Regions from separate parts of the Mus musculus genome. Here region 1 is linked to region 2. A link is a loop called in an ENCODE intact Hi-C map of the cell type or tissue named here. Cell type or tissue: left cerebral cortex. All regions are shown on one strand.

What was found. Hi-C counts contacts between places; a loop is a spot of excess contacts. Peaks named below come from ENCODE experiments on the same cell type or tissue, not always from the same donor. Only the 100,000 strongest peaks of a DNase experiment are listed, where the experiment ranks them.
Region 1: it touches region 2 in a loop (4-fold over the local background); 4 of 42 quality-filtered maps call a loop at or near these places.

The regions. Positions count from the first base shown.
Region 1 is chr15:89,840,474-89,842,973 of GRCm38, reverse strand. Syt10 (synaptotagmin X) reads left to right here and starts at 1,114. Exons shown (of 7, transcript NM_018803.2): 1 at 1,114-1,355. The coding sequence starts at 1,205. In left cerebral cortex, no CTCF peak of the experiment used is centred here; DNase peaks (open chromatin) are centred at 567, 1,154 and 1,491; H3K4me3 peaks cover 1,785 bases.
Region 2 is chr15:90,214,078-90,216,577 of GRCm38, reverse strand. No RefSeq gene overlaps it. Among named protein-coding and RNA genes, the nearest start is that of Alg10b, 9.0 kb to the left of the region's middle. In left cerebral cortex, a CTCF peak has its summit at 1,429 (motif pointing right); a DNase peak (open chromatin) is centred at 1,458.

The sequences.
Region 1 (2,500 bases), 370 kb after region 2:
GTGAGGAGAAGTTCTGCATTATCCTGTGGGAAATGGGGGCTGAGAGAACTTTGTGGCAGCAGCAAATGGTCTTCTACAAAGCTGAGGATAAGACTGGCGACTTGGAATTGGAAAACAGAGAGTGAAGAACTATCTGATTCACGGGCTGGTGTGGAAAGGGTTTTTAAACTGAGTAGTTGCTTTTATCATAGCCTGTGGTAGCTTTATCATAGCCTGGGGTAACTGCTTTCTAATTTTATTTTGTATCTTCAGCTTCATTGCTGATTTACACCAACTTGAATTAGAGAAATTTAGACGGGGGTCGGGGGATTGATGCCCCCCATTAAAGCCCTTTGTTCTAACAGGCTGTGAAAAAGACTTCAAAACAATGTCTTTACAATTAAGAGTGCGCCTGTAGCTGATTGCACTGAACCTAATCCCCCACACTCGTTTGACACAGAAATCTTGTCTTCGCACTGTTTAAGCCGCCAGCAGAGAAGAAACTAGAATCAAGTGGCGTCTCTCAGTCACGAGTTATGATTTCAATAAATAAAACCCTGATGGATGGCATATTTCGTTCTGTAGATGACAGTGAATTCAAATTTTCCTGTTCACAGTGCCGGGTAAACCCAACTTCTGATGAACCTCACTGCTGGTGATAACAGTGTTCTTACCTAGAACGTTCTCTATCCCCAAACTATCATTGTTCCAAGTCGTTTAAAAACAAATTGTAAACAGGTGTCACTCTACCTCGCATGACCTGTCTTCTGATTACTTTTATTTAAAAATAAAAATAAAGATCCGCAGGTCTGGAACGGGGAATAGCTTTTCCTTTCTTTCTTTTTTTAAAAGATAAAGAATCGGGGAGGGACCAGGGAGTAGCAAAGTTGGATTGAAAGGGAGAAATGAAAAGAGTGTGACGGGGGCTCAGAAAGGTGTATGGAGGGCACTGTCGCCTCTGCCCCCGCTGCCCGCGCCAGCCTGCCATTGGCCGCGCCGCCCAGCACCCGGGAGGCGCCGTTCTGCGCGCCGCCGCCCCTCGCTCCCCGCCGGCTGGGCTCCGCGCGCGCCTCCGAGCGCTCCGAGGAGAAGCGCAGACCTGGCAGCAGCGTCCGTTGGCGCGCGCCGCCCTCCTGCGCCCGTGCCAACCATGGGGCCAACTCGCAACTCTTAGGGCTCTGCCTCAGACCAAGGGAGATCAACGGAGCTGCGAGCAGAAGCCAAGATGAGTTTCCGCAAGGAGGACGGTGTGAGCAGCCTGTGCCAGAAGGCGCTGCACATCATCACCGAGCTGTGCTTCGCGGGTCAGGTGGAGTGGGACAAGTGTTCGGGCATCTTTCCAGCCGATAGGAGCGGCCAGGGAGGAGGTGGCACAGGTAAGGGGATCCGCTTGCGCTTCCCGGGACAAGGGGCATTTTCGGGGCTGACTTCCTGGCTGGAGCTTATCTTGCCGGGCCTCGGGGGACTTGCTCGCTGGATTTGTTGCCTGCACCTGCTAGGTCTCTGCTCCCAGGCTGCTCTCGCGCTCTCCCACCTGCTGCTCTGGCGTCCCAGGGACTCGGTGCTCTAGCTTGTCCTGCAGGGTGTAGCAGAATCACCCAGCCTGGCAGGAGAATCTGCGCTTGGCCTCAAGGAACCTAGTTCTAGAGGGAAGGCTGTGTCGTCAAGCCCCAAACGCAGGAAGGATCCCTCAGCTCTAACTTTCAGATGCAACCTGTCGAGCTCTTCAAAGCTTCCAATGCCTTTTATAATGCATATGTAATTTTCTAGCGCTTCTTGGCTACCGTGGCGAAAGGGTAGGGACTATTGACACCAGGCACTCAGGACACTTGTCAAAAAAATGGAAAAGAGATTTTAAATCCTTTCCAGTTGCGTCCAGAACCTTGGAAGCAAATATCAGGGGGAAGAGATGTAATCAGATGACCCCAGGGTCACTTGATCGCTTTAGGAGATGCACTGGCTCCGTGCGTGGGGGGGTCTTGTCTCATTCACTTTGTTTTCTCGAGTCATTTTGGTCTCCAGGCAAGGGTTTCTACCTTCTGGGTAGCCAGGGCAACAGGTAAGCGCAACCGCAACGTCAGGCTCAGGAGAGAAGTGCAGAAGATGAAAGAAGAGTTATGGTTTCACCATCGACCCTAAGAGCTAGACAAAGGAAGGGAGAGTCTGGTGGGATGGGAATGGGTCTGGTTTAGCTGTGTCTTTGGGTTGTTTACATTGACTGTCTCCAAGGTTTCCAAATGCTCTGCTGATGGCAACAGAAGCAGGGCGGGGGGGGGGGGGGGGGCAGGGGGGGTTGTCTGAGCTTATCAGAACCAGGGACTCTTGAAGCAGAATGATACATTGTTGTTGCTGTCAGTGTGATAGAAGCGTCTTTTTTTTTTAAATGTATAAACACAACCAAAGCCATTTAAACCGCGTGTGTGAGTGTGTGTGTGTGTGTGTGTGTGTGTGATGCAAAGGATGTAAAAAAAAAAAAAAATCAAAGTGCTGCTGCTACTGTAAAGACCTCTGTAAACCGAGT
Region 2 (2,500 bases):
GAAGAAGAAGAAGAAGAAGAAGAAGCAGAAGCAGAAGAAGAAGAAGCAGAAGCAGAAGCAGAAGCAGAAGAAGAAGAAGAAGAAGAAGAAGAAGAAGAAGAAGAAGAAGCAGCAGCAGCAGCAGAAGCAGAAGCAGAAGCAGAAGCAGCAGAAGCAGAAGCAGCAGAAGAAGCAGCAGAAGAAGCAGCAGAAGAAGAAGCAGAAGAAGAAGAAGAAGAAGCAGAAGAAGCAGAAGCAGAAGAAGCAGAAGCAGAAGCAGAAGCAGAAGCAGAAGAAGACAAAAAGGAAAAAGGAAAAAGCTGGGCGTGGTGGTGTACGCCTTTAATCCCAGCACTTGGGAGGCAGAGGCAGGCGGATTTCTGAGTTCGAGGCCAGCCTGGTCTACAAAGTGAGTTGCAGGACAGCCAGGGCTACACAGAGAAACCCTGTCACACACACACACACAAAGGAAAAAGAGAAAAAGAAAAAACAAGTATAGTGTCAATGCACTTATTTCACCAAGAAATGAGACAATTGACTTCAAATATAGATTATTATTTTTCTCCATTTATATCCATAATCAGATTTTTTCTCTCTCAGACGATCACTATATAAAGTGAAAGTACATTTTCATGTTCTCACACCCTATAATGAGGAACATTCATGAAACAGAAATTGCATGAGTTGTTTACTTATTTATTTATTGCACTTAATCCATGCAAAGTGTGGGTGTATCATGAGCTGGATATTAAATGAGTCTGACCGCCGTAGTGCTAAAGCATCAGAGCCATTTAAACACCAAAATGAGGAATGAGACGTGACGATTTTAATTCCTTAAAGACTTCCGTTTTAATAGACATGCTGGTACAGTCTAGCTTGAAAAATCTCATAGTTAGAACTGAGTTTTGCCATTCAAATGTGAATCTGAAAAGCTAGGTCCAGCCAAATTGATGGAGGACCAGAGTGGAGGACGGGAGGCTGACTTGCCCCTTTGGTTTTAGAAGCAGAGGAAAGATGTAAGCATCTTTAAATCTAGAGATTTGGTACTGGGTGTAAGTTAAAGGATTGGAACACATTTTAAATATTATTATTATTTTAGCTATTTTCATGCATTAATTTAGTATAAGCAGAGATAACGTGAGTTTCCATTAATAAATTGAAGTTCAGAACCTAGTACAGATTTCATTCCACAGGCAGAGCCTACCCTTGAGAGAATTCCCGGATTTTGTGTCCTGTCCTGTCCTTTCTTTCTTGTTTTGTTTTATATTCTTTACCTGAATAATATGGCTGTCTATATTAAATAACTTACACCTGTTTAATGTCATAAAATAAAACACTCTACTGTTATTGTCCACAAATGGCACTTTCTATAATTATCAAGTTTATCGATGATTAATTCAAGCCAAAATTTGAGAAAGGTCTAAGCCGTTGGAAGGGTGTAATGACGCTTTTTCCCACTAGAGGGCGATGGCAACTTCTGTGAAATCAGGACCGCTTTATTACCTTGCCAGTTGTGTTTTAGTCCTGCATACTGATAGGCGATCAGATAGTTGCCTAATGAGGCTGCCAGTCAGGATGGCTGTGTTTAGCTTTTAAAGCTCATAATGATCAATAGGTATAATTCCTCACTATCCTTTTCTGTTTTCTATGATATGTTTTCTAACAATCATATAGTCAGGCCAGAAATTTTGGAAGCAGGAGAGAGACTGGAGCATCTGGCAGAGAAAAGTAGGCATGGATATGATTGTCTGGCTGTCCCTGGAAATAAATAGAAAACACTGGACGCTTTCCTGGATCCATCAATCACATGAAGTAAAATCCTTCTCTCTGGGGGGAGGTGAGTTTCCATCCCAGGACTCAGCAGAGGTCCTAAAGGACACAGAGAGAAGGGGCAACAGTCTGCCCTTTTTAGTTAGAGTGCCAAGAAGGCTTTAGGCCAGGATGCCCCACTAATCCAACGGCTGTGCTTTGGCTGGAAGCATGAAATACTGGGGCTGTCTCAGGTGCCGAAGCAAGTCAAACCATCCTAACAGGAAAGAAAGGAAAGCAAGCCTGCTTCCCTCAGACAGGTGAGAGTGATGACCATCGAAGGGAGCCATGATGCAAGTCCACATCCTCTCCTACCATGAGTACAGCACCCGGGTTGAGTCATGCAGTAATGCCAAAGGATGAGGCTCGGAGGCTCCCTCGGGTTTGGAGGACATGTAACCCTGACAAGAGGCAAACACTTTTGGCACCCCTGTAAAAAAGGAAAGGCAGATCTCCACTTTTAAGATCCCACTTATGCACTTTGATTACGTAACCTAAGGTTATAGACCATAGGGAACATATATAAGTGTGTATATTTTCTAGTCCAGATATTGACAAGGGAGCAGGAGATGATTGCACAGGTTTATGCTGCTTCAAGCAGGGTGCATGTTAACTTCGGGTTCCCAGGTTAACACGTGACGCTGCTCACTTTTTATCTCACACACACCAGTGCATTCGCAGTGGTATCTCGTTTAGCCTTAATTTGCTCTCT